2 separate regions of the Homo sapiens genome follow, and region 1 is linked to region 2. Evidence: chromatin contacts called from ENCODE Hi-C data. All regions are on one chromosome and are shown on one strand. The core of a region is the stretch at or near the end of the contact, and the rest is flanking DNA. Distances in the headings are between cores, read along the strand shown.

What was found. Hi-C counts contacts between places; a loop is a spot of excess contacts on that map. Pooled maps may share reads with other maps.
Region 1: a pooled map shows a loop between it and region 2 (4-fold over the local background). The contact joins the promoter of LINC00398 here to the enhancer-like site in region 2. A Hi-C loop is called at or near these places in 6 of 168 maps with a recorded cell type or tissue (K562, PC-3, endothelial cell of hepatic sinusoid and 3 more) and 6 of 50 pooled maps.

The regions. Positions count from the first base shown.
Region 1 is chr13:30,799,949-30,804,499 of GRCh38, reverse strand. It overlaps LINC00398 (long intergenic non-protein coding RNA 398), which reads right to left and starts at 1,294. Exons shown (of 2, transcript NR_047012.1): 1 at 908-1,294. RefSeq lists a silencer at 1,400-1,519.
Region 2 is chr13:30,156,006-30,160,509 of GRCh38, reverse strand. The region is part of intron 1 of LINC00385 (long intergenic non-protein coding RNA 385); the gene reads right to left. Among named protein-coding and RNA genes, the nearest start is that of LINC00385, 4.5 kb to the right of the region's middle. RefSeq lists an enhancer at 705-1,114. Within about 2 kb of position 2,834, at least 3 of the 41 ENCODE cell types and tissues checked have a DNase peak (open chromatin) inside an H3K27ac peak, as active enhancers do.

The DNA of each region.
Region 1 (4,551 bases), core at 45-2,544, 650 kb before region 2:
CCCCAGCCCCATCTTCCTCATTCCCCGACTTCGCCTCCTCCCCACCTCCTTCAGTCAGAAGTCCTCAACCCGACTCCCTGTGAAGGCCCGTGGGATGGCCTTGGGGGACCTGCACTCTAACACTGGACATGTGCAAATCCTGGGAAGATGCTTACAGTTATCAGCATCCTCTCAAAAGAGGTTCATCACCTGAAAAAGTCAAGGACACTGGCTTCTATAGGATGAGCCAACCAGTTAGGTTGCATCCTCCGGGAAAGGCTCCCAGATAGAGTTATGTGTGCAGAGGGGCTATAGCTGAGTAACTCCTGTGGAGGGGCCAGGGGAGAAGTAAGCCAGCCCCACAGAGAGCTCTGGAGCACAGACCACCCAGGAGAGGAATCCCGTGGTGGGCAGAAATGCCAGGCCTTTGGGCCACTGCCTTGCTCTTATGTGGGCCTGGGCCAGCCCAAGGAGGGCACAGTCCTTTTTGAAAGCTGAAGCTTAGTCTGACGAGCTGTGAGTGGACAGCTGTCAGTAGCCACGCTCCTTGTAGCTGGGCCTGGAATCCTTCCTGGAAGGGGAGTGCGGTGCCTGCTGCATGGCCCTGGGCAGCTGCTGTGCACAGCTGCTGGCGGACCCTCACCAAGGTCCATCAGACCTGCCAAGGCAAACCTGAATCCTATATGTGACTCCATCTAAGCCAAGCTGGGACTCTTCCACTCTTAACTTGGAAAATGTGCATTCCCAGCTGCTAGGTCCTGAACTTGACCTGGGGAAGAGAACGACAAGGCCATGCTTGGGCAGGAGAAGCTAGGTGTAGGCAAGGGAATCTTTACCTTATGAATGGGTTGTATACATGTTGCTTGTTGTTTAGAGAGTGGAATACATTTTGTCCTGGAAATCCTACTATAAATGGGGGGATGCGTACCTGGGCCTTCTTGCAAAAGCCTGTTAAATTCCTAATGATGTTGAAATGGTGGGAAGGGTCATCCAGGGAGGACCTCCACGCCCGCCCATCTCCTCTGGGTTGCCCGGGCAATCCTGCAGGAGCCGAGGCTGGACGCAGCTGACCCCAACAGACAGGAGAAACAAGCCAGCACCACCGGAGAGAACCAGGCTGAAAGGGTGACCCAGGGCTTCCGTGGCCTAGAATGAGAGAGACATCGCATGGCGCAAGGTTCCAAGTAGGGTTCGCGGCGGGGAGGGCCCCTGCCGCAAAGGGACTCAGTGTTGTGCGAGGGAGGTGAAGTCGCTTCTTGATCAGCCGTATTTCTTGCCTACACTTGACACCGTCACCAGCCCAGGCGCCTTTCCGGTCACCCTCACGGAAAGGCTCATCCACGCTGGAAGGAGGGAACCTCCTCGTTAACCTCTAGCATGCCGGTGCCTGCCACCCCAGGGCGCGGGAGCCCGCAGGAGCAGGCGTGTGGACGTCCTGAGAGCTGCCACTAGATGGCGCGTCTGCCCTGCCTACTCAGGAGCCCCGCTCAGGGCACCGGGTGCGGGAGCCCGGCTAATTGCCCTCTAATGAGAAGGCTGCTCCCAAAGTGCCCTCCTCGCAGGGAAAGCCCCAGGCTCCTATCAAAGGGAATGGCTTATTTATCCTCTAACGTGAAGAAACTTCCACACAGCATCAATTAAACACATTAAATGTGACCAGAGTGAGAAAACATCTAAAGGATAGAATATTGAATTGTTGCCACTGACAAATATCAAACCACCCATTCTGGTCTCGGTGGCGTGTACAGTTGACCTTGAACAACACAGGTTTGAACTGTGTGTGTCCAGTTAGAGGTGGACCTTCTTCTGCCTCTGCCACCCCTGAGAAGCGGGACCAACCCCTCCTCTTCCTCCTCCTCCTCAGCCTACTCAGAAGACCACAAGGCTGAAGGCCTTCATGGCGATCCACTTCCACTTAATGAGTAGTCGATATACTTTCTCTTCCTTATGATTTTTTAAATAACAATTTCTTTTCTTTAGCTTACTTTATTGTAAGAATATAGTATATAATACATTAACATACAAAATATGTGTGAATCGACTATTTATGTTATCAATAAGGCTTCCAGTCAACAGTAGGCTATTAGTAGTTCAGTTTGGGGGAGTCAAAAGTTGTATATAGATTTTAAACTGTGTGGGGATTGGCACCCCTAAAGCCTTCATTACTCAAGAGTCAACTGTAGGTGGGCCCTGGGAAGGTTCTCAATTTTTTTTTTTTTTTGAGACAGAGTCTGTTTCTGTCACACAGGCTGGAGTGCGGTGGTATGATTTCAGTTCACTGCAACTTCCGCTTCCAGGATTCAAGCAATTCTCCTGCCTCAGCCTCCGAGAAGCTGTGACTACAGGTGCGTGCCACCATGCCCGGATAATTTTTGTATTTTTAGTGGAGACGGGGTTTCGCCATGTTGGCCAGGCTCGTCTCAAACTCCTGACCTCAAGTGATTCACCAGCCTTGGCCTCCCAAAGTGCTGGAATTAAAGGTGTGAGCCACTGTGCCTGGACGGTTCTCAAATTTTCTGAGATCAGATGGAGTCTGCCCCTCCACCTGGCAGGCTGAAGGCTGGGGCTTGCAGAGATGTGGTGTCTGTTACCCCAGACACTGCAGGTGACCTTGCCTCTTACTAACTTTTCTTATCAGTACCATTTGGACCCTCACACTCATGAGGATGTGGGTGATAATGTGGAGGTTAAATAATATGGTCACTGATGATATTTTCTATACTGTCTGTTTGCAGGGCAGAGTCTTACAGATCTGGACCACAGCAGACCTGAATCAAATAAGAATATGCCCAGATATGGGGTATTCGGGAGCAGATTATGAAACAAGGAAACTGAAGTCCTAAGCAGATCCACAGTTCCAAATTCTGAACCGCTTGAGGCCACATCAGATACAGGATGCTATTATGCTATTAGGGCTGTGGCTTAGTACATTATACAGATGGTGGGGAAAGGCCTGCAGGAGAAAGGCCTACCATTCCTGGATTCCAAAAATAGTGGTCTCCTAAGCAATCGATCTGCTTTTATGTTTAATATTCATCTGTTTCCCTTTCCCAGTTAACTCCTAGAGCCAAACTCACGGCCCACAGGAAGGAACCATATCAACCTGCACGGTGTGCTTTTAATTTCCCTCACCTTGTTCCAGCCTCTATTTTATGTTGCCACTCTTTTCTTTCCTTTCTTTTTTGCTCAGGCTTTTAGTACATATTTAACTTTTATTTTATGTCTCCTCCTCTTCAAACCACCTTAAGTCCTTTTTGGAATAGAGCAGAACACAAATAAAATAGGTGTCAGATACATTCTCTCTGTGACCTTGCATTGGGTCAAAGGACTCATGAATGTGTGTTACCTGTAATCTTTTGTGGAAAAGAGGATTTTAAAATTCTCTGCCAGCCTTCCCAAGTGGTGACATTTTCCTATACTACTTCTTTACTATTTCCTTTAATTTTGATTAACCTTTGACTCAGACACCTCTGACTAGTATCTTCTAGACTTTTCTCTTTTGCATGTAATACACAAAGCCTTCTTTTTTTATTTTCTAATTTCAGAAAGTGTATATTAATTTATTAGAGAACTTAGGTGGCTGATTGAAAAAAAAAGGAGGGAGGTACAGATTTAAACTTTTTTCCATCAAGAGTATTGCAAACCAGCAATACCATTTCATTAGTCTGGCTGGTGCTTTCAAAACCTATCAAGGAACAAGGAGAAAGTCACGGCAGGGTCACTCAAAAATTCATCTATCGCCAGGCGTGGTGGCCCATGCCTGGAATCCCAGCACTTTGCCAGGCCGAGGCAGGCTGATCACTTGAAGTCAGGAGATTGAGACCAGCCTGGCCAACATGGTGAAACCCCGTCTTTACCAAAAAGACAAAAATTAGCCAGGCATGGTGGTGTGAATCTGTAGTTCCAGCTACTCTGGAGGTTGAGGCAGGAGAATTGCTTGAGCCCAGGAGGTGGAGGCTGCAGTGAGCCAAAATCGTGCCACTGCACTCTAGCCTGGAAGACAGAGCAACACCCTGTCTCAGAAAAAAAAGAAAGAAAGAGAGAAAGAGAAAAAGGAAAGAAAGACAGAAAGACAGGAAGGAAGGAAGGAAGGAAGGAAGGAAGGAAGGAAGGAAGGAAGGAAGGAAGGAAGGAAAGGAAATAATCGTCTATCCCCTAAGTAATATATGTGGCTGCTCTTGCTATTACAAGTATTGAGAGACTTCTCGAAGGCCTCAATTCCTGAAACTCAAAGATTGCCCCCAAAATCCAGACATGGTAGGTGCTCAGTGCTATCTATTGAATGAATTAATGAAGCCAAACCAAGAGGCTGGGGAAGAATTAATGAATTCATTGGGTCTGTTCATGGCAGTTCTGAGGCCCCAGATGGGACTGATGTATTTTCAAAGACATCAGTCTTTGAAAATTTGCTAAACTGTTGCTGTGGTATTCTCAAGGAGAGAGGGGCTGAGCAGACATGGCTGGTCTCTGAAGAAGGGCAGTTTTGAAGCAGAAAGCATCAGTGGACCAGGAAAACTTCTTTGCAGAAGCCCCTGGAAATGCCATTATTCTATAAAATGAGCCCTTCCCTTT
Region 2 (4,504 bases), core at 1,585-4,084:
CGATGAGCCAAGCAGTCCTGGGCCCCAGAGCTGGGGCTGATCCTGTAGAGATGAGGGTGGACACGTCAGATTTACTCATGCATCTCAGCCCAGTCTTTGCAAGAACAGTTCCAGCCCGTTCTAGCAAAAGAGAGAGAGAGTGTGTGTATGTGTGTGTGTGTGTGTGTGTGTGTGTGTGTGTGTGACCTTTTCCCCAGGGAAGAATTGTAGGTCCCTAGTAACATCTCATCATAACTTTATTTTATCTTAATCAGCCACAGGGATGAGTTTCTCTCCAATTCACTGATAGAGACATTGTCAAAAGAGCAAATATAAATGATTCCTTTTCTTTTGAGACGGAGTCTCGCTCTGTTGCCCAGACTGGAGTGCAGTGGCATGATCTTGGCTCACTGCAACCTCCACCTCCCAGGTTCAAGCAATTCTCCTGCCTCAGCCTCCAAAGTAGCGGGGATTACAGGTGCCTGCTACCACGCCTGGCTAATTTTTGTATTTTCAGTAGAGACGGGGTTTCATCATGTTGGCCAGGCTGGTCTCGAACTCCTGACCTCAGGTGATCTGCCCGCCTCAGCCTCCCAAAGTGCTGGGATTACAAGCGTGAGCCACTGTGGCCAGCAATATAAATGATTCCTAAAGAGGAATGGGGGAATCTTCAAGCACGGATTTGCTGGTATAGTATTTCTTCTCCCTTGATGCAGAGACATCACTCCTCCCTTGTGAAGAGCCCATAGTCTTGGCTTGTTGATCTCATTGGCTTCCCAAGAGAAGGATGAATCATTATGCGGTGGTGTCAGGGTGACTCCAGCCACATGGGGGGATTCCCCTGACTGAAGTGCTTCCCACAGAATGTGAAGATCTTAGGCTTTCTGCTTTTCTCATGTTACAAAGGAAGAAACAGAGACCCTCGAGGTGGCAGGATGAGTCAACGTCACAGGGTGAGCAGGAGAGCCAGGACAGGCCCCTGGCAGGGCACTGAGCTCCTCTGGTGGGCCTTTGACCTCCCAGCAGGAAAATATCAACAGCCCTGTTTGTTCCATGTCCTCTGGGGACGTTTGTGAGAAAAGTCCATGCAGCTCTACACAAAAGCACAGAGCAGTGCTCTTTAAAAGAAGTGTTGTTCTAAAATAAAGATCTTCTAGGAAACTGCATCTCCAAAAGACAGTGTGGGGTGGTAGGAAGAGCGCTGGATGGAGGTCAGACCGTTTTGTCCTGTTTTCACCATGAATCATTTGCATGACCTTGGGGAAGTCATTTTACCTCCGGGGACTTTGGTTTATAAAATGAAGCAGTTGAGCTCGATGGGGTGGTTTTCCAATTTATCTGATGGTGGAGCAACTTCTGAAATTCCCCAATGGTGGAAAACTTTTCTTAGGAACCCAGTATATAAAACAGATAAAACGGGAGCTGCACTTGTTGAAGATCGGGTGAACACAGGGCCAGGAATCCACTCACTCTGGGCACCTTCCCAAACCCCAGACTTCCCAGGGACCCACAGGGCTCCACACAGTGCCGGAGTCGCTGCAGGCCTCCCTCACACACTGCCATATTTCTTACCAGGAGATGGCTCTCTTACCTCATTTCCAAACTGTACTACTTGGAGGAAAAGTTATTGATCAAACTAGTTTGTGGTCTTGCTGAGGAAAAATGCCTTCTGAACTCAGCTGGAGGAAACCACCAGGCAATGTGCCCTCATTGACCCTGCCCTGTGGTTTATAACAATGGGCCACCAGCATCCATGACTGGAGACCCTCCTCCCATTCTGCCATTCTGCCTCCTGAAGAATGCACTCCTAGACTAGCATGGAAGACATGGATCTTTTCTACCCCCAACATCCCAATGAGACCATCCTTAAATCAATGAAGCATAGCACTAAGGTCTGAATGTTTGTGCCTCTACCCCAATTCATATGCAAAATCCTAACCCCCCAGGTGATGGTATCAGCAGATGGGGCCTTTTGAGAGGTGATCAGGTCATGAGGACAGAGCCCTCATGAATGGGACTAGTACCCTTAGAAAAGAGACTGCAGAGAGCTAGCCAGTGCATACCACCATGTGAGGACACATGGAAGGTGTCATCTATGAGGAAGAGGCCCTCACCAGACACTGCTAGTGGCTTGATCTTGGACTTCCCAGCCTCTGGAACTGTGGGAAACAAATGTTTGTTGTTTATAAGCTGCCTCATTTATGGTATTTTTGTTATGCCAGCCCAAATGAAGAAAACAGAATATTTTTTTCTGTTTCAGAAAAAAATTTTCTGAATTTTTTTTCTGTTTCAGGAAAACAGAATAATTTTTAAAATACCTAAATGAGCATTAAAGTAAAATAGGAACAGTCACTTCCAAGATGGTTGGCTACAGTGTTCTTCTCCAACTAACCCTCCCCTTGAGAACAACTAGAAAACTGCATAAAATATTTTCGAAACTCTGCTGAGGGTATCAGAGTGCTCCCAGGGCAGTGAGGACTTGAGGAACCAAAATCAAGAGGAGAAGGGGATCACAGAGAGGGTGCCGGACATTCAGGTCCACTTTCCCTGCTGAAGCATTTGCCAATTCAGAGTGTCGGTGGAGGGGCTGAGAAGCTGAGTAGAACTTTGGGCAGTCTCACAGGGCTGGGGAAACACACCTCAGTGTTCAGGCCCTGCTGTGCAGGAGGCGGCCAGGCAAGCACTCCAGACTTTCAGGTGGGGCAGCGGACGGGATATCCCCAGGCAAAACGCTGAACCAGAAATAGACCCATCTTCACAAAGACCGAAACCAGCTTTGAATCAGCTCATCCAGTCTGGCTTAAGACAATCTGCCCCTGGCCTAAATGCCTGCCAAAAGCAAAAGTAAATCCTCTGCAGGCAGGCGGATAACATCATCTAGTATCTCAGATTATATCAATGATGTTGTATTTAGAATATCTGGTATTCAAAACAGAGAGATAGGTGTGAGACCCAGTTTGGGAACTGGCCCGGGGGTCTGGTTCAGCATATGATTTCTCATGAGGTGGGCAGTTCTTTGCAGAGGGGCCCATGTGATGGTGCTAACAGTGTTAGCTGCGGTGCAGAGGATGGTGTGAGCTGTGCACACTCTCTCATCTTCTCCAAACAACAGCTCGGGTGTCGCTGTTGTGATCTTTCTCATTTCACAGGTGAGAACACAGGCTGGGGGGTCTGACTTATGTCTATCTGACTACATAGCCTGCTTCTCCGCAGGGGCTCTTATTTGTGAATGTTGTGGGGTGACGGGCTCAAGGAAGATACTCACTCTGCGACTTAGCTTCAGGGCCTGGCTTAAGACTTGTTAAAGGAAACACTCATTTATCGGACGTCACATGCAGACAGCTCCTGGGTCTAAGAGGTACAGAGCACCACATCTGCAGGGGCGGCATGTCATACCACTTGGCTGGAGCTCCAGTGTCAACTTGCTGACGGCTGCTAATGCTGAGCAACGGTTGCCCGAACGTGGGACTGAATTCCTCCTCATCTCCTGGGAGGCCGGCATGGAAGGTGAAGCAGATGCCTTCACACCTCTGGGACCATGGACTGGGGGCCCTGCAGTGGGTTTCCCAGGCACGCCCTCAGGGAGTCCAAGCAGAAACCTGGAGCCCCGAGAAAGCTCTCTTGGGAAGTCACTGGGAGCTGCAGGATGTTCTTAGCAAGCACCTCATTCAGAGGGTTTTGAATTGGGCTCCTTGGGCCCTGGAAGTTCTTTGGAGCAATGCGGGGTGGGGCGGGGGAAAGGGGACAGGAGGGCTCGGCCCTGCCCAGCCCCGGATAAGCAGTATGTTTCACCCTGATCTGCTTTTTACATTGATGTTACACATAAGATTTTATTGTTTAAAATGTTTAACTTTTTTTTAATTTAAAAAAAGAGTCCAACTCTTTTTTTAAAAAGCTGCAAGATGGCCTTTCTGATCTAAGCTTATTGGAGAGATGAATATCTCAGGCCCAGTGAGGGTAGCTGATGTCTCCACACACAGAGACAATGGCAGAGCCATGAGCGTGGTTTTTCCCGACGACTTCCCCTGCCCTGAGTCAGGCCTGTAAAGACGGTACTAAAATATACACTGGATGATGTGTGTTGATGCTGAGCCTAGAAGACACGCCAGATTGTCCTCTACCCCAGACAGAAAGTAGTGACAGCCAGGCTCCAGAGGCAGGTATGGGCCAGCTAGTTATGACGGTGTTTTAATAGCAGGGCAGGGTTAAGGTCAGGAAGTTCTCTTCCTCTGAAATAGCTGGCCCCACAGCACAATGCCTGCCGGTCTGATGCCTAGGTCCAAGGCAAGAGGCGGCTTCCTCTTGGCCAGGACCCGCCTGGTCCTCAGCCTCCTTCGCTCTTCCCTTCCCTGAACCCCTTCCCAGAGTGGGGTTGGGGCAGGGGTCACCGACAGAGCCTCTTCTAGTTCTTATTTCCCCTTCCAGAGCCCTCCTCAGAACTCACCGGTGACTGTCAACAAAATGCCCCTAATTTAACTTTGGGAGTAATGAATCAATCTGGGTAAAATACCTATGCATTTTAGGA